2 separate regions of the Mus musculus genome follow, and region 2 is linked to region 1. The links are chromatin loops, found by intact Hi-C in ENCODE. Cell type or tissue: left cerebral cortex. All regions are shown on one strand. Links, peaks and the distances in the headings refer to the core of each region. The heading gives the core; the rest is flanking DNA.

Region 1 (10,080 bases), core at 1,145-9,144:
ACCCTGACACCATCTCACACAATATATTGGCAAGCTAAAAGAGAATAGAATTCCTGACACCATAATTCGAAACACTTCCTTCTAATCTGTTACTCCAGTGTGGCATCAGACTAAATTATCATGCAGGAGGCGGAAGCAAGATTGAAAGTCCCAGATACACAGCAAGTTGGGAAGCCAGCTGGGGTGACAAAAAAAAAAAAAAAAAAAAAAAGATTGTGAATTATTTACATTCACAAGGTACAGAGCCTGCGACATCAAGTTCAACAGTGTACTTTGACTCTATTACTGCAAGATCAGGGAGGCCAGCAAGACAAAGCCAGAAGGGGACTTCAGTTTCAGGACTGACTGTGGCAGAGAGTCAGGCACGGTAAAAGCAAGCAAGGCCTTCCCATGGAATAACACACTGCTTTAACTCCAGAGATTATAGGTACAAAGTACAGGGGGACACTTGACAACTGCCAGAGAGAGCAAAATGGTGCCTTACCCATTCTAAATGGTGAGTCTATAAACCTCTGCAGACAGGATGGGCAACAGGAAGAACAGGGATTCAGAACTGGAACTTAAGATTTTACACTAGATCCTGACACTCCTCAGATAACGCTAAATGGCACTGAACAAACCGGGAATCCACTCAGTCGCCTCATCTGCAAAATGTGAGCAGTGACTTCCGGCTTGTCTACCTCACAGATACATCATAAGGTTCAAGGAAGCAGCGTGCTAAGGAGAGCACTTGGGAGCCTGAGGTCTGTATCTGTGAAGTCATGCAAGCTTCTAGAGGAACATCTCACATTAACCCAGAAGCCCTCACTGCCTCCTTCTCACACCCCTCAATTCCTGGTTCCCATCTGCTCACACCCCTGAACTAACAGAAATTATTCATCACCTCAAATCTTAATTTGAGTATACTAATCCCCCAGGTCTAAGAAGAGGGAGAGAAGGGCAGACATGCAAACCCTTCACCTTCTTACTCTGACAGCTTCAGTTATCCTTTCCCAGGGCCAAATTTCAGAAGACCACAATGGAAAAGGGAAGGGAGATGCCAGCTAGCCACATTGCCTCCGTGGTTGCCCGCTCTTCCCGACTGCAAGGCAGTTCCTTCCCCGCCCCCAACCCCCACTACTAAACAGATCTAACTGGGACCCTGAGACAACACAGAGGTGGTATTTGGGAGACATTATGTTTTAGGCCGCACTCCACAGTCAAAAGGAAATTACTATTAGCATGTATAGCCAAAGGTTAACTGACCCAGAGAGAGCAACTGCTGACTTACAGATAGATAGATAGATAGATAGATAGATAGATAGATAGATAGATAGATAGATAGATAGATAGATAGGTAGACTTCCAGATATTCCTTCCTACCTCACAAATACTAGTTTCCATTGGACTGTTAGTTTCCAACCACCTACCTATCTATCCAGTTAGGACGTATAGAATATCCACAAAACACACCTCCATAGAGGACTTTTAAGGAGGAAGGGTTGAAGAGGGAAAGGGGAAGGGATGGCCAGGCAGACACCTACCAAAGTTGTACTGCAAAGCCAGACCCAGCTCATGGGGGAAGGGGCATCATGTGCTTCCAGCTGATTTCAAGGGCCTAGGAGCCAAAACAACTCCTTCCGGCTTCAAGCAAAGGGAAGGCCTGTTTTGCAGAGTCAAGCTTATTGAGAACAGCTTGGAAGATTAAACCTGGAGCATCAATCAGCCTGTTGGTAGGTCTCAATTTAAACTCTCAACTGGAAGAAGAAATCCTAATGTGGCCTAAACATTTCCGAGCTCTATCAACCACTGGTGACACTGGTGACACTGTCCCAACATTTCAGGCAACAGCATCTTCCTCATTTTAAATGGGAACCACCCTACCTACCACTGTGCCCCACCATTCCATAACTATCAGCCTCATGGAGGCTCCCAGCCCTGTCAGCCGTCCCCCGACCCTCCCCAGATAGCTAAAGCTAGTCCCCACTCAGCCCTGTGGGTTCACATGAGCAGGTTTGGTCCAACCTGATCCCTAGGCTAGCAAGCTGGGGGACTCAGAGTGAGCCTTATACCTGGTGTAAGGTAAAAGCCACAGCAAGCATCACCCCCTCCTCTCAGCCTCACTGCTTACTGGTTAGAAAGGACACACAACTATGGGGTACATTTTGAACATGAACACACACCGAGGGTACAGAAACATATATACTGACACACTGACAGTCCTCATAGACCACAGCCTATCTATCCCACAGCCCAGCCAGGCAAACACAACACTTCCCCCCCAGTCATTTTAATAAGTGTTGGAAAAAAAAAATCCTCAATTATTTAAACATACCTGTCTATACTATGGGGCAACCGTATGCTCATGGTTTCTCCGTGTCTCCACAGTTCTGGAATCCTGTAGTTTCTTTGGGCGTCTTGATCAGGCCTGAGTCCCTTGCAATTTTGAAGGAAGGTGAGAGGAAGGCCTCCCAAGTTGAAGACTGAATCCTTGTTTCTTCCAGCTGTCAGGACCCTGGTAACTGCAGTGCTATTCTGCTTCTATCGGTTAACATGGTCTCCTCCTTCCTTCACCCTTAACCTTCCCCTCCCTCGTCTTAAAAAAGAAAATGAAAAGAAAAAAAGAGAGGAAAAACTATGACCTTCTTAGAAACCAAACTGTTAACCACAAATCTCTTCAAGGTTAGCCCTACGGGCTAAAAACTGAACCACAGAAAGAATCTGACTTCAAAATATCAGTCTTAGTTGCAGACAGATAAAAGCCATCCTTTCAATCCAGTTTCCCCAGCTGTCCTTCTGTTGACAGGGAAGCCTTAAGCTCCAAAGGTTGAAAAAAAAAATCTCTGGTTTCCAAATGCTTAAAATGCCAACAGCAGAATTATTCCAGGGAAGGAAAAACAAAAACAAAACAAAACAAAACAAAAAGGCTGAACAAATCCGAAATGGCACTTGGGAGAAAAATCTTCCAGACGATTTGCACAGTTAAAATAAATAAAACCACACAGCAGTATGTACACAACACGGTCCAGTGCAGCCCTGGGAAGCAAAATTTGCGGATTTCTTTTAAAAATCAAAACAAAACAACCATCTTCTTCTACAGTAAAGGTTTTTGAATTCTGAAATGAACCAATTGTGCAGACACACACACAACAATCACAAAACACCTGAAGCGCAATGCTTTCTACCTTCAAAACGGTAGCATTGGCCAAACCCCCAGGAAATCTTAAACCTTCTTTTCCCTTTCGACTTGCAGGTTCCTCCACCTAACCCAGCCTCAGATCGGCCTTTTTCTCAGACAATTTCCTCAGTCAGCTCTGTGTGCTCCAGCACGTCCAGGCTCCGAAAGTCTCTCTCGCCGCAGCGCTCTGGAGCGGTAGTCCCGCTTCCCCCTCGCCCGCCGATCGTGTCCGGCGACCCGCTCCTAGTATTGTTGCGGCTCGGTTAGGGCCAGGGCGCCCTCCACAGCGGCGCGGAGAGCCCGGGCCGCGGCCTCGGCCTCCGTGCCCACCCGCCCGCCAGCCACAGCCTCCCCGCTCGGCCGCTCCCGGCGTCCGCGTCGCGGCCGCTGCGCTTCCGGCCCCGCCCCCGCGCGCGCTCGCTCGCTAAGGCCAAGCCCGCTGCCGCCGGCCGGCTCCGCCCCACCCCCGCTCCGCCCCGCCCCGCCACCGCCCCGCCTCGCCCCGCCTCGCCACAGCCCCGCCACGGCGGACTCCGCTCGCCCGGGCCGGCCGCTGGCTCCTCCTTGGCGCCGCCCGCCCTTTCACAGCCCCGCGCGCCCCCGGTCCGCGCGCTGCGGCCTAGCTGCTCCCGGTGCTGCTGTCCCAGAGACTCGACCTTTGTTTCCGCAGTGTCCGCTGGCCGCGCCTCTGTCTGCGCTCTCGCTGCGGTCCCGTCCTCCTCTGCCCGTTTTCACTCATTTGTCGCGCTCCTTTCCAAGTTACCAGGAACCCTCTTAGCTGTGCCCTCGCCCCTCTGAGCACCCACCGTCTCTCCCCTCGCGGCTGTACTCGATTTAGCTTGGGTATCTTGTATGGCTCTGCCTTTTAATTTCAATGCAAAAGCCTTTGCAGGGCAATGTTATTTCGATGACACACACCCCCTTCGTGAAATCACGGTTTCTAAATCTCTTCAAGTAACTGTCGGAAGTCAGAAGTAAAGATTGAAGTAAAAAGGAGACTTTTCCAGTACAGGTTGATGAATACACTTTGTTATTTTGTGTGTGTGTGTGTGTAATATGTGACTTCCTGGTGAGACCAGACATCTGTTAACATTAGATAGTGCACCAACAGTTTTACTGAAGCCTGTTCTCAACAGCCAGTGGATTTATTGGGGTTACTTCTAGGAGTACAAACCCCTAAAGGCAGAGGCACCAGCAAAAACCCATCTCCGCATGGATGAGGACGGTGGACTACTGACCTCTACCACTAGAGCTATTGGAGTTGATATTGTTTCTATAACCGTGGGGAGCAGCACTGTGACTCTTGAAACAACTTCTTGAAATTTCTGAGTGCTTGCCATCTGAACCTTAACAATTGCTGCGCTCTTCCACAGGTGTGCTTGTGGAGCCCAGAGGACAAGTGTGGGTGGCATTCTTCCTCAAATGCCAAACAACCTCACCCCTTCTCTGGAGCCTGGTCTCTCTCCACAGCCCCAGCTTGCTGAGTAGGCCAAGAATGGCTGGTGAGTAAGTGCCACCCTCTTACCCTTCTCAGCATTGTGAGAGCAAGTTCACAGCCACCCAAACTCAGCCTCTTTATGTGTGTTCTAGGGGGTTGCTGGGTAGCAGTTTCCACTCAGAACCTTCTCTCTTGGAGAGAAATCCTATAAGACATAGGATATGAAAAGGGAAGCGAAACATATTTTTTAGGCAAAATGTTCGAAGGAGAGGTAAAACATGCTATCCCGTGGAGAAGCTCCTTCAGACAGGAAGTACAAACTCAAAACAGCTTCAGAAGGTTCCTGAAACTGACTAGATTCACTAGACCCCTCCCTCCCCAAGCATATGTAATCAATAAGAACGATTTAGAATCATCCTCAGACAATCCAACTTTAAGACCAGCTAAGCAGCCTGGAAGAGGCTCAGAACAACTGAGCTACCTACCTAGAGAGAACACTACAGTATGGTGAGCTGCTGTAGAGTGTGCAGTGTGCTCCAGGTTTCCAGCTTTGGTGGGATGCTCTTTGGGGATGCTACTGTCTTTAAGTCATTTCTGTTCCTATAAGAAAGACCCTACCCACGTTTCTGTAAGCAGCCCTAATAAGACTCATTGGTTCCCCAAATTGGACTGTGGTGGTCTCTATACTGTGTTCTGCTCTTAGTCCCTTTCTGGAGTGGGTAGATACTTGGTTACATCTTCTCAGGAAATGTCTGTCACACAGTAGGGTTGAACTTGTACTTGCCATGCATGTTTTTACTAAGCCTTATCTCCAGATGCTTGTATCTTTGTTTTGAGATAGTGTTTTCACTAAGTATCTCAGGCTGCCCACAATCTCTGAGCAGTCACATATGGGATTTATTAGACTGGTTTACTGGTTGTGGTCCAACAGTAGCTGTCTTACCAATGGAGGGCCAAAATAAGAATCCAGTAGCCATTCAGTCCACAAGGCGGGATGTCTCAGATGGTCTTCACTATATACCAGAATCCTGAAGAAGTAAGCTCTAATGCCAGTGGAGAAATGGATTTACCAGCAAGAGTAAGATCAAGCAGGCAGAGAGAGAAAGCTTCCTTCTTCCATGTCCTTTATATAGGCTGCTACTAGAAGATATGACCCAGATTAAAGGTGGATCTTTCAACTTCAAAAGATCCAGATTAAAAGTGGGTCTTCCTACTTCAAATGACTTTATTAAGAAAAAATATATATATATCTCAGGCCAGGCGTGGTAGGATGCTTCTTTAATCTTAGTGCTCAGGAGGCAGAGGCAGGTGGATCTCTGTGAAACAGGTACCAGGACAATCAGAGCTACACAGAGAAACCCTGTCTCAAAAACACAAAACAACAAAAACAAAGAAAGAAAAGGAGGAGGAAGAAGAAGAGGAGGAGGAAGAGAAGAAGAAGGAGAAAAAGGAGAAGGAGGAGGAGAAGAAAGAAGAAAGAAGAAAGAAGAAGGAGGAGGAGGAGGAGGAAAGGAAGGAAGGAAGGAAAGAAGGAAGGAAGGAAGGAAGGAAGAAAGAAAGAGAGAAAGAAAGAAAGAAAGAAAGAAAGAAAGAAAGAAAGAAAGAAAGAAAGAAAGAAAAAGGAAGAGGAGGAAGGTCCTTCATAGATGTACCAGGCCACCTGGGTTTTAGTTAATTCCAGGTGTAGTCAAGTCGACAACCAAGAATAGCCATCACAAGTTCACTCCTTGTCAACTTGACACACAATCTTATCTCCTTAAGTCAGGCTTAATTTCTAAATGAAAACAATAACTAGGTCATAATTACATCTAACATGATAAAAACTATCCTACATACAATTAATTACAAATGCATTATATATTTAAACCATAATTATACCTAACATGATATAACTATACTCCATACACAAACGCATTGCAAATTTTAGAATAGATGGCATTATCTCTTTTAGTATCTCAAACTTAAATATTATAAACACTGATACTCTCTTCATTGATGTTACATCATATGATAAAGAAATCGAGGAACAAAAACCACAAATGTATGTACAAACACATGCTTAGCCAGGCGTGGTGGTGCACGCCTTTAATCCCGGCACTTGGGAGGCAGAGGCAGGTGGATTTCTGAGTTCGAGGCCAGTCTAGTCTACAGAGTGAGTTCCAGGACAGCCAGGGTTATAAAGAGAAAGCTATTTGTTATATCAATATCTGCATACAACATACTAGACCATGGTCCAGGAGATGCGTTAATCTTCTCAATTAAGGACACTACATTGGAACAGCATAGGAGCCACTACTTGAGTTTTTGATAGTCAGCTGTCATTCTCCATGATCCATCTGTCTTCTGCACTAATCAGATAGGAGAGTTAGTGGGAGATGTGATGGAAGCCACAACCCCTGCATCTTTCAAGTCCTTGATGGTTGCACCATTTTCTGCAGTTTCTCAAGGAATGCAATACTGCTTTGGATTCACTATTTTCCCTGGTACAGACAATTCTAAAGGCTTCCATTTAGCTTTTTCAACCATAGATAGCCTTTCCAAAACTCACTCTACAAGTCAGAATGTGAGAATTCTGCCAATTTCTAAGTATGTCCAAATATGTATTCTAGGATTGAGGAAATAACCATGGGATGAGTTCAGGGACCCAGGGAACCTACTTTGAGTCAGATTTCAACCAAAACTCCATAAATCACCTGGCCTCTATAAGCCCTAACTTTAACTGATGGACCACATTGTTTCTTGGGATGTCCTGGAATCAGAATCAATTCAGAACCAGTATCCAATAGACCCTGGAAAGTCTGATTGTTTCTTTTCCCCCCAGTTTACAGCTATCCTTGTAAAAGGCTGTATTTTTCTATGGAAGGAGAAAGCCTAACAGTACAACTTTTAGGTACTTTATCAAGGTCCTTCCTAAGGAGAACCTGGCTGGCCCTTCATTCAAATCTGCAAACTGACTCAAGTCTGGAAACTGATCCACAGGTTGATTTCTTTCTGCCACAATCCAATGTAGTCTTTCTTTCATTTGCTTTTGGTTTTGTATGCTGTTTTTTTTTTCCTGCTTGTATAGTTCAAACAAAAATGCAGTATGCTCTTTATCTGTTTCATATCTGAAAATACCATGGCTGATTAGCCAGTACCAAAGGTTCATTTAAGTCAAGCCACCATAAACATCACTTTGCCTGTGCTGCCCATTATGAGTTAGGCTATGATGGAGATCTCTTTGCCTGTGCTTCCCATTATGGCAAGTATGCTCACCTTGCCTTTGGCCAGTCAGTGCTGTTACCTTGGCCAGTGCTACTTCCAGGCCCAATGAACCCTTTGCGTTTAATTCATCCAACAGAGCAGCAGTATCTCCAACCCTAAAGTCTGGCACAAAGAAAGGGTGACAATGGAGCTCTTCAAATGTTCTGGGGCCCTTCCCACCACTTTGTCTCATATGATTAATGAAGGGCATGTCTTCTCAGCCTGCCATAGTGGAGGACTATGTTTTACACTGTGCATCTACTCTAGCACTGCAATTCCCTTGAGCCTTAAGATCCCTTCATCAACACTCAGCCAAGGGACATCAAGCACCTCCTGGTCCTTTTCAGCCATCTTTTGACAAATGCTTCAGCCAACTATTCAAACTTTTGACACCTCCCCCTCTTTTTTTTTTTTAAACAGTGTAAGCCTCCATTTTAAACCTAGAATCTCCACCCATATCAATAACCTCATTCTGATCCAGTGTTATGTTCCTTCCATCATTATCCCAGACTCTTACTAAAGTCCGTTCCCACCCATATTCCCCAGACTTCTGCTAGCATGTATCAGAGAACGCATTAAGCTCTTTAGTACTGTGGTGATGCACTTCCTCATGGACTTTTTCTCTCCCTTTTAGGAGCCTGCTTAGCCTTAAGTGCAGTTGTAGGTCTGGAGGCAACTATTGGTGGGCCCTGAGGGACATCAGTATGTCTTGCCTTACATCTCCTTCAGAGAAGGTCACTGCTGGTTTAGCAGATAAAGGATTAATTTCTTCAGTCAAAGGCAGGAAAAGCAGTATTCAAGGGGTTGGGGGTGGGAGTAAACCTTCTGTTGAGGGTAGAGAGACTACTTCTGCAGGTAAGATAAACCTTTGAGAATCTGAGAGTTCAAAGCTCTCAGCTTCAATCAGGTCCTCCCATACATCTCCATTTCAAGTTACAAGATCCCATTCTTTACCAGTTAACGCCCTTCCTTTAACCCCTGACACCTTCTAAAGCTAAGAATTATTATTTTTTCCTGTAATCCAGCCAACCTAATAAGGGTTACAGTTTGATTTTTCTGAAAACTGAGCTGTGTGGGTGCTGGCGAGGTGACTCTTCCAGTGCACATTTAGAAACCTTTAGCTGGAGGAGGAAGCTGCCAGATGGGCTGCATTGATGTCTATGGGCCCTGTTGCCACAGGCGCTATATTGATGTGAGTGACCTGCGCTGACCCCTGAGGCCAAGGTAGTGCCTGGGTCTCCGCTGCTGCAAAGGGCCACATCTGCATCTGTTACTGTCCATGGTCACCGCTGAATGCTGTGCGGAAGTCTGTGGTCTCAGCTGCAGCCTGAGGCCACATTGATGTCCGTGGACTGTGCTGCACCTGGATCTGGAACTGTCCTGATGCTGGTATCCTGCACTACCACCCGAGGCCAGGAAGATGTCCAGGTCAGTGCTACCTCCAAGGGCCAGGTCTAAGTCCAAGCTGCTGACAAGGCCTATGTTGATGTCCAGGGCCCAGCCCATGTTACTAGTGAAGGTCACGCAGATGTCCATGGTCTGTGCTGCATCTGCCGAGGGCCATGCCTGTGTCTGTGGTCTTGGTGCAGCCGGGGTCTGTGTTGATTTACATGGCTCATGCTACCACTGAAGACCATGCCAGTGTCCATGTTGATATTCCTGGGCCTTGCTACTACTGAGAGGACATATTGATGCTGATGGCCTGCACTGTTAACTGAGGTCATAGTGATGTCTAGGCCCGTTCTGCTGAGGGCCTTGTCTGAGTCCCTTGTCCTTCTGCAGCTGAAAGTCCTTTGTGTGGTGTGTGCTCTCACCAGAAACTATGTAGAGGCCCATGATCTGTGCCCCTGCTGTGAAGAACAAGAAAGCTATTTTTTGATGTGATATCAGTGACTGCAGATGCACAGTTGAGAGGGAGAAACATGCATGGCTTTTGTGACAACCCCACCCCCACCCCCAAATTAACAGCCTAGACAGGAAGCTGATGAAGAGAACTCCTTTTATAAGTATGATGGGGATGCTGAAGTATAGGTCTCTACAATTGATGGCTTCTGGCAAGGGTGCAGGAAGAGAAGGACCCAGTTCTATTTAGGGGCAGGCCATTGAAAGTTTGATCGTGCTCCAGTGAGTATAAAGGCATAGGACTATTTTTTAATCTGTTTTTTTTTAACCTTTATTTTTGGGGAGTGGTCTCAAAGGTAGGGAGGGGCTGGACATGGAAAGACTGGGAAGTGAGTGTGAT
Region 2 (10,080 bases), core at 1,350-9,349, 49 kb after region 1:
CTTACCTCCCACCTCTGGGTGGCCACCAAGGCAACAGAAATAGTCCATAATGTTTTGGGAGTGTCTTGGACAACCCTGCCCTACACGGAGGCTTCTCGTGCCTGGTTTTGTTAAGTAGTTTATGGCTTTGGCAGGGAGTGTTATCAGATAGGAAAAGTTTCATTTAAACAACAAATGCATGCATGTATGTATGTATGTATACATGGGCTTCTATGTAATAATATGATTCCTTATGACTTTCCCTGATATCTTTACTGTTAGTTAACTCCTCTTATTCTGTGTTAATCTCCCTCTTTCTCTCTACTAAAGCCTTCCCCCACTTTCCCCCATTAAATCACTCGTACTCTGATACTCTTTCTATTGCTCTCTCCTGGCATGGTCCCCTTTTACTACCCAGCTTTCTGCGGTTACTACAGGCTATATGGTTCCATCCAAAAATCTGGAGTTAGGAACTGAAGGTGGCAGACACAATATGGCTGTCTTGCTGGGTGTGGGACCCCTCACTCAATGTGAACTTTGAGGTCATCCAGTTACTGAACAGGTCACTTTTCTTTACAGTGGAATAGTATCCCATTGTGAGTATGTATCACGTCCCATCATCCACTTCTCAGTTGAAGGGCATTCAGGTTGTTTCCCTTTCCTAGCTATGGTGCGGAGAAGCGATAGACATGGCTAAGCAAGCATCTATGCCCTGCTTTTTACATGAACGTCGGCCATCTGAGCTCAGGTCTTCGACCTTACAGAGAAGTCACTCTTACTGACTGAGCCATCTTTCCAGCTTCCACAAATTATTTTTTTTAAATGCCAATAAGACAAAATTAAAAAAAAACCCTACTAAAATCATAGGGAGAAGGAAAAGGGGAGCAACGTGGGGGACAGAAGTGAAAGAAAAGAGTTTGCCTAATATGAAAAATAACATAAGTATATGTTAGACATTTAAAAGAATAAATAAATATGTAAATCTTGAAAAGTATGAATACTACTTAGTGTATAAGAGAGCTGGGGATATTCCTCAGAGCAGGGAGAGAGTGGTTACTTAGCATGTGCAAGGCCCTGGGTTCAATCTCAAGAACCACAAAAATAAAGAGAAAGGAGAGAGAAAAGAGACTGGAAGGAAAGAAGGGCGGCATGGGACTAACGCAATAGAGTTTTTTTCTTGTATTCTTTTAGGTCTTTGATGCTGTTTGCCAGATGTATGCTCTGTGCATGTGTGTGTGCGCGTGTGTGTGTGCGTGTGTGTGTGTGTGCATGTGTGTGCACATGTGTGCATGTGTGTGTGCACATGTGTGCATGTGTGCGTGCGTGTGCATGTGTGTGTGCACGTGTGTGCGTGTGCGTGTGCGTGTGTGTGTGCACGTGTGTGCGTGTGCGTGTGCGTGTGTGAATTAGCTCTTGTCTCGCCAATGACTGATGCTTTGGTGGAGCCTAGTTTGTCCATCAGAGCTGCCTTCACTTTAGTACCTCTCTTCTTTGCAGACTAGAAAGCTCTGTCGGCCACACCTAGCTTTTCAGCACGTAGACTGGGTCTATTCTCCCAACACTACCCAGTTTGCATCCCTGGGGTGGTTACTGTTCTAGCTAGAGAGTGTCTCTGAAGTTAGACAGTCAGAACTCCCATCTGCTTTCTAAACTTACTACGTGGTTAGGATTCTGCTGAAGGCAAGCAGCTATTGATACCAAGTAGATTTCCAGGGCTTTAGAGTTCTCAGACTCAAGCAGGGAAGCTCGCAGCAAGTAGATAAGTCAGAGGACAGTTTGCTCTCTGACTTCAGGCTCATGGATGCCAACCTTCAAAGTTGTTCTCAACTAATGAGGCACAGGAGTGAGGCTACCTTTTCTGTCCATTTCACTGTCTGGGTTTGCTTTACTTTTTAGTTTGTCAGCATACACTCCCTGACTCCCACCCCACTGCTCCCCCTCCACTGCTTTCCAGGCTGTCCCTCATCCTGGAGCTGTGGCATACTGAGTTCACGCTCCCTGCCTGTGACTGTAGTGTCAGGCCCATGGTTGTGCAGTACCTGGCTGAGCTGGGAGAGCTCTTAACCAATGACTAAACAAACCTGTTGGAGAAGTCATTGTCTCAGTGAGCTCTATGGCTGCATTTGAGGCCACTTGTCCTGTGCACAGGTCTGCAACCCCTTTGACCAGGACCACATGGTTTACCTGTCTGGTGAGCTTTTGTTTCCCATGCCCTTGTTAGGGGTCACACTGCTGGGACTGTGCTGGCTCCACACTTCTCAGTGCACCCGTCTTCTGTGTCTGCACTTCCCCCTGTCCTGTCATTCCTCCTGGCTTTCTGAAGTTCTTCTTCTTTCGGAAAGAATCTATTTTTCCTTATCCTAATTTGTCTCCTCCACTAAGCCGTACAGAGGCAGATTCTACTCTTACTGTGGCAGACAGCCTCTCTGTTCGTTAGGGTGATGCATCTGATGTAACAAATTCCAAAGTCCTGATGACTCCGCTAGGTGAATTTTTGGGAACTCTCTGTAATCACACTAGCAGATGGTAGGCATGAGGGTATAGGGTCTCTCTGATGCTTATGGATAAGTCCCAAACTCCTGCTCACAGAGACACAGTGTAGCCTGTCAGTGTCTTTAACACCAACAGCACGGTTGGTGTGACTCTTTCCTTGTGTGTTCCTGGTTTCATATGAAACCATTTTCTCGTCTTTGTTTATGCATCTTTAAATTCTATGTCTCAGGAATACTTGAGATTATTCCAAATTTATCATCTTTCCCCATTTCTTCTTCTCCTCCTAGTCTTTCTGAAAGTTCTGGAAACTTTAGGCAGTGAGGCCTAGCTGTAGGAAGTAGGTCTCTGGAGGTGTGTCTGATTTTTATCTCTTCCTTACTCTCATAGGTTCCTGCCTGACAGAGTATAAGGAGTCTTCTCTGTACATCCCCCCCCCCACACACACCCCCACCCCTGCCCTTACCCTATGGTTTTGACCAAGCAACCAGGACCTAAACCTTCTGAGACTATGGCCCCAATAGATCTTCCTTTAAGTTGTTTACAGTAGAAATCTTGTCACAATGATGAGAAGTTAGCCAATATTGTGGGAACAGGAGCGAGGACAGGGGTGAGAGGCGATGGAGTCACATGGCAAACCTGGGAAACAGACTCCAGAGACCAGCAACAGGGTGTAGATCTGAGTGTATTGTGCAGTTCATAAGCCTATATACAGTGTCTGAACCAACCTGAGCCCTAAATCCTTGGCCAATTGTATCTCGCCACACCACCACTGTGCTCCAATGAAAACCCTGCCGGATGACATAAGTCAGAAGCAACATTGTCACCTGATAGGACTTCCATGGAGACAGTGGAAGAAGCCACCATCTTAGCCTCTGTTCCTTTTTGCAGTCTCACTGGTGTTCCGGGAGCCATCTTAGATCTAATGCTGTGTACAGCAGATCAGGACGCTGAGGAGTCGCAGGAGCCTGTGGTGCCTCCTCTCTACCCCACTTCTTCCTTCACAAGGTTGATTACCTCATCCCCACAAATTATAACTAGAAAGTTCTAGAGTATTACCTGGCATTTAGTTAGCCCTTGATAAAAACTATTAAGAGTTCATGAATGTAGTTTCTCATTGTGCAGTTCATACTGGCTCACGGCAGCATTTGTTCACACTGGTTAATGGTATCATTTGTTCACACTGGCTCACAGCAGCATTTGTTCACATAGGTTAACAGCAGCATTAGTTCACATCTCTTCCAAGTTGTACATTTGCCATAGGCAGGTAGTTGGCCACTGATTGTAATGGGGGAATTTACTTCTTGGCCCTTGGCAAATGCTTTAAATCAGAATTAAAATGTTATTTTTGGAGAATAGGATCCAACTTTTTTTTTTTTAATCTAGAACAGTGCCTGGCACTTAGGAGGCATTTATTAAATACTTGTTGAACGGATAAGCCTATGGTTCTGAACATTGTTTAAGAAGTTCCTTCAAATCTTTTCAGCTATGGCTTGAACTAGTAGGGGCTCCCTGCAAAATTCTTAACCTCGGAAGCATCTGGCTGTGGGTGGTACTCAGGCCTGCTTCCTGGACAGACTCCAAAATCAAACTTTGAAATTTCGTCCTCTAAATCCCCATCTCTTAGAGGTGTCGATAAAGGGGATGTGGAATGGGAAGCAAAGTCAGCCTCAGATGGACTCAGGCTGACGGGCATTGCCAGGTTCTCAGGGTTCGGCCTCTGCTGTCTGCGTGGACCATGCTGCTGGCTTGCTCCATAGAGTTACAGCCTTGAGGCGCCTGAGAGCTTGCCACGCTTCGAGAATGAGCATCACAGTCCCCATGTGCATGCTAGACTAATGAGTGAAACATGTGGACCTGACGGCAGGTGTCTAAGTTCGAGGGTGGGGACCTCTGTGTTAGAAGCAGGTGTGAGGTTATGTGTGGACCTGGCTGTCACTTCCTTCGTATGGATAATAAAGGGCACAGAGGAAGGAAGGAGTATGACACACTCGTCTTTATAATTAACCTTACCACAGAACGGCAGCTTCGTAATACAATGCCATTATTGCTTAAGCCTCACGCGTACTTTTGCGATACTCTGCCGGCCTTCTCTCGTAATTGTGTGCTGTGGTTTTGGCAGGGGAAAGTGTCATTTTACTGTAATTTTGTATGCACGTGATGAGGCCAGGTGTGATCGGCACACATGTATAACCCGAGCACTCAGGGAGTGGAGTTGGGGGCATCAGGAAGAGTTCAAAACCATTCTTGCCTACCTAGTGAGTCTGAGGCTAGCCTAGGCTACATGAGATCATTCTTGCCTACCTAGTGAGTCTGAGGCTAGCCTAGGCTACATGAGACCATTCTTGCCTACCTAGTGAGTCTGAGGCTAGCCTAGGCTACATGGGACCATTCTTGCCTACCTAGTGAGTCTGAGGCTAGCCTAGGCTACATGAGACTCTATCTCAAAAAAACTAAATCCAGCAGAAATAAACACAGGATAGCCTTATACTTCACAAGAAGCCCACTTCTCACATCTGCCCCCTTCTTCCCAACATGTAACTCCTCATGTTAGTTCTTGTTAATTTTTCTAGACTTTTGGTATATGATGGAGTCCATATGAATTTATGCAGGAATTTCTCTCTTGACATCTAGTACCATCCTCACACTATTTTGTCTACATTTTTCTTTTAAATAATTTTGTTAGATCAATCTGTTATTGATACAGACTGTATCGACTTATCTGTAAATAGGGAATCTTAACTAAAAAAATGTCTTCATAAGATCTGGCTGTAGGGCATTTTCTTAATTAGTGATTGATGGGGGAGGGCACAGCCTATTATAGGTGGGCTGGTGGTCCTTGGTTCTGTAAGAAAGAGGGCTGAGCAAGCCAGTAAGCAGCATCCCTCCATGGCCTCTGCATCAGCCTCTGTCCTCCAGGTTCCTGTCCTGCTTGAATTCCTGCCCTCACGGCCTTTGGTGATGAACTGTTATATGGAAATGTGAATGAAATAAACGACTTCCTCCACAAATTGCTTTTGGTCACGATATTTCATTTAAGCAACAGTAACCAACCCTAAATAGGACACCAGCTAGACAGATAAAGGGAACTCACCCTGCCCTTCGGTAGGCATTATGTACTTACTAGTAAGCCTGTCAAAATCATTGTTAACACCAATTCCAAGCCGTGGAAGCACTCTTGGTGTTCATTCTGTAGTACATAAGTAGACACCTGCGGGATGGGGCTATTTGATTTCTCAATCTGCAGCTGTTGGATCGTCGCTGTCACCAGCCCCAGTGAACTCTGGATGACCCTGCAACCCTTTTCACAAAGGCCAGAGGGGCAGAACTTCCTTTAGTGGCCTGACAGAGGGACTGCTGTGGCTGGTGCGAAAGAGGCAGGGCTGTGATTGGTGCAAACACAAAGCACCATGTGTTACTGACTGTGATTGGTGCCATGGAAAGAGGCAGGGCTGTGATTGGTGCAAACACAATGCACCATGTGTAATTGACTGTGATTGGTGCTATGTAAGCTGGCTGCTCAGCTCTGTGAGCCGCTCAGGGCTGCCTCTGCTGCCTCTCCCTGCACTGTTGCAACATTAGGCTGGCAGAGAAGCTGATGAATTGTACATGAGCAGCCAGGGCGTGGAGATGGTGGAGAGAAGGCAGAGCCTGAGAGAAGGATTAAGACATCCTGACTTTCTAGGACCATGGACCGCCTCTAAAGCAAAGGACCTAGTATTCTATAGTCTATGGGGCGCATCACCTACTGCTGCCTTTCTTTGCTGTCAAATTAGAGCCATACAAAGACTAGTGCTTGAAGAGCCCCCTTTTTACTGCCTGTGCTTTCTGTGCAGGTAGAGGGAATGGGTCTTGGGCTGCTGGTGAGTACACCGGAAGTCTCTGCTCTGTAGTTGGCACGCTGAAGCGGCATGCCTGGGCAGACTGTAAAGAGACTGCTTGGGTCTGCACCCAACCTCTGCCACTTGGCAGGAATCTGCTTGAGCAGGTTTCATCTCTCCGTACTTGTCCTTACCTGCACAGTGGGATGAAAACAGGGACTGCCTCCCGAAGCCCTAGCATTGGTTGGAATGACATATAGGAAGCACTTAGGATGCTGCAGGTCTGGTCTATTGCAAGGAAGAGACACCATGACCAAGTGTACTGGCTGGTTTTGTGTGTCAACTTGACACAGCTGGAGTTATCACAGAGGAAGGAGCCTTAGTTAAGGAAATGCCTCCATGAGATCCAGCTGTAAGGCATTTTCTCAATTGGTGATCAAGGGTGGGAGGGCCCATTGTGGGTGGTGCCATCCCTGGGCTGGGAGTCTTGGGTTCTATAAGCAAGCAAGCTGAGCAAGCCAGGGGAAGCAGCCAGTAAGGAACATCCCTCCATGGCCTCTGCATCAGCTCCTGCTTCCTGACCTGCTTGAGTTCCAGTCCTGACTTCCTTGGTCATGAACAGCAATGTGGAAGTGTACGCTGAATAAAACCCTTTCCTCCCCAACTTGCTTCTTGGTCATGATGTTTGTGCAGGATTAGAAATCCTGACTAAGACACAAAGGCAACTCTTATAAAGTTAAATGTTTATTTAACTGGGGGCTTGTCTGTGGCACAAAGGCAGGCATGGCACTGGGGCAGTAGCTGAGAGCTTTATATCCTGATCCTCTAGTAGAAGGCAGAGAGAGAGAGAGAGAGAGAGAGAGAGAGAGAGAGAGAGAGAGAGAGAGAGAGAGAGAGAGAGAGAGAGAGAGAGAGAGAGAGAGAGAAGACTGGGCCTGGTATGGGATTTTAATTTCTCAAAGTCCACCACAGTGACATACTTCCTCTGACAAGTACACACCTATTCCAATAGGGCCACACCTCCTAACTGCCCCCCTCCTAAGCAATTCATCAGCTGGGGACTAAGCATGCAGATGTATGAGCCTATGGGGAGGGGGGTACTTTCATCCCAACCACCACAGTCAGGCTCATAGCGAGTGGTGCATAAATGTAGTTTTAAACAACATATCCCTTTCTGGAAGTCAGATGAGTGATATGTGCCTGAAGCCATTACAGTGTCATGATTTTTCACCCAGTAATTTTATTCTGTCCCTATCCTTATGACAGCAGTGCATATATAAGCACAGTAGAAATGTATGGCATTTCATGGAATGGTGGCACACATGTGTAATCCCGGCCCTTGTGCAGCAGAAACTGGTGGAATGCTACAAGTTTGAGACTAGCATAGTTCACATTACAAGCTCCTGGCCAGCCTGGGCTACATAGTGAGACTATCTCAATGAATAAAGAAAATCCAAAACCAAGCAAGCAACCAACCAAAGAAACAAATCACAATAAACATTTAATAAATGCCTATTGGATTGTATTTACTGGTCTATATGTGTGTGCATATATACAGATGTTCATATATACGTATATACATGCATATATAGCCATATAAGCGTATGTGTACCTGAAAGATTCATATGACCCAGTGAGATCAATGTGATACCATGACTCAGATGTTTGTGGTGAATCGGTGTAGATAAACGCACTATGTGTGCCAATTGCTGCAAAGTTGCTCATGTGAAGTATAGCAGTACAATGGTATGCAATGCCTACGTTTTGAAAATGATTATAACCAAGGTGTTGCTCTCTGGTAGGCACTCTTCTAAAAATTTTAGCTCATATCCCTACTTGCAACAAAGTACCAGCAGTATACAGCATGGTTAGCAGCCTTGTGCACCATGTGTTTGCTTGATAGCATCCTGCTGCCATTCACCATGATTGATCTCTGCCATCTGCTTTCCTGCAAGTTCATTCAATGACATTTCTACATGGACAGAACCACCTAACAGCATAGAGTGCATCTGACAGAAGGAGACACATGAAGATTCCTTAAGAAATGAAAGGAAGAGGGTAGGGATTATCCACACTGCCACCAACTCAGGGGAGTGAACACCTGCTATTGTGTCTAAGCATCTGTGGTGGTTTATCTAGGAGTGGCCCCTAAAGGCTCATATGTTTGAATGCTTGGCCCGTAAGAAATGGCACTATTAGGAGGTGTGGCCTTGTTGGAGTGGGTGTGGCCTTGTTAGAGGAAGTGTGTCACTATGGAGGCGGGCTTTGAGGTCTCATATCCTAAAGTTAGGCCTAGTATGGCAGTGTCCTGCTGCCTACGATCAAGATGTAGAACTCTGGGCTCCTTCTCCAGCACCATGTCCGCCTGCACTCTGCCATGTTTCCTGCCATGACAGTAATGGACTAAACGTCTGAAAAACCAGCCCCAGTTAAATGTTTTCCTTTATAAGAGTTGCCAAACTCATGGTTTCTCTGCACAGCAACAGAAACTCTGACTAAGACAGCCTCCAAACTTCTTCTATGTGCTTAGCTGAGTGTTCTAGTGCCTAGACTCCCTCCACTTCGCAAGCCCCTGGAGCACTGTCCTACCAACACCAGATTTATGCAGCACTATACTGATGCCTATGAGACCATCAGAGGCAAGCACCAAACTGCCCAAGTGTTCTTGGGAAGGAAAGTGCTTCCTCAGAGGGCCTCATGAAAAGCCTTCACAGGAGTCGCTTCTGAAAAGCCCCTCTGCACGCATAGCAAACTCTCACACTAATGGGTTTTAAACTCTCCAGCCGAGTGATGGTGGTGACTAATGACTAAGAAATTTGTATTCCAAATCTTGTTCTTCGTCCCTGTGATTCGAAACAAGCCCCTTTCTCTGGGATCTCAGAGGTCTCTTCCGGCAGCCCAGGAGTTAGACTCTCTAATTTCTGAAGACCTGCTGAATCTCCCAGGGTTTCTAGTGCTACAGAGGAGAGTGGTTGCTGAGCACGCTTTGCAGTCCTACTCCTGAGAAATACTGAGTGCTCACTGTGCCTTTCCCCACATGAGGGTGCCAACGTATGTGGCAGCTGAGGTTGGTGACTGGCATGGTTATATAAAAAACTGACAACCTCCACTGCCTGCGTTGTTGTGTCAGGCGAGTTGGTCTTTTGATAGATTGACAACCATATTTAAGGGAGCTTGATGAGGAAGAGCTCTGCATCTGCATCCCTGGATTTTGCCGTTCACTCCCTCATCTCAGAGGTTCTGAGTCCTTCACTCTTATACCAACATAGAGCTGGCCTTACTTTGTACCCTAGTCCTGAGCGTTGAGCGCAGAGTACCAACTCTAGCCACTAGAGGGCACTCTTGCAACGTGAAAGCCAACAGCTCTCCAGGAAGCTACTTACATCTTTGACAGAACATAGGGTTTTCCTGAATTTAGAGGCAGTCAACCCTCAACCCTGGGCAGTTTCTCCCGTTTCACACCTGTCTGGAGGCATTTTGGGTTATTGCAGTTGGATGAACGAAGGTGCTGGTGGTACTATCTTCTGGATATGGAGCCCAAGTTCTGATGAGTATTCAGGACTGTACAGGTAGGCAGCTCTCACTAACAATGGAGTACTTAGTGAAAAACAAAACAAAACAAAAAAATGCCTATTGTGGCAGGATCTCTTTACTGAGATCTGTGACCTACACACAAGGTTCCACCTGGAAGCAAGTCCTTACAGTGGGCTTTAGCCTTCAGAGGAGTCTTAGAATGTATACCTCAAAGCGTTTTTTCATCACCTGAAATACAGGGACCACAATCACCACA

The links. Hi-C counts contacts between places; a loop is a spot of excess contacts. Peaks named below come from ENCODE experiments on the same cell type or tissue, not always from the same donor. Only the 100,000 strongest peaks of a DNase experiment are listed, where the experiment ranks them.
Region 2: a loop joins it to region 1, with 2.2 times the contacts of the local background. A loop is called at or near these places in 3 of 42 quality-filtered maps.

The regions. Positions count from the first base shown.
Region 1 is chr3:87,611,027-87,621,106 of GRCm38, reverse strand. It overlaps Arhgef11 (Rho guanine nucleotide exchange factor (GEF) 11), which reads right to left and starts at 3,548. Exons shown (of 40, transcript NM_001003912.2): 1 at 2,315-3,548. The coding sequence starts at 2,346. In left cerebral cortex, for the core only: no CTCF peak of the experiment used is centred there; DNase peaks (open chromatin) are centred at 3,562, 3,753, 4,286, 4,657 and 4 more places; H3K4me3 peaks cover 2,922 bases; H3K27ac peaks cover 1,877 bases.
Region 2 is chr3:87,562,112-87,572,191 of GRCm38, reverse strand. No RefSeq gene overlaps it. Among named protein-coding and RNA genes, the nearest start is that of Etv3l, 17 kb to the right of the region's middle. In left cerebral cortex, for the core only: a CTCF peak has its summit at 5,823; a DNase peak (open chromatin) is centred at 5,925; H3K4me3 peaks cover 983 bases; H3K27ac peaks cover 962 bases.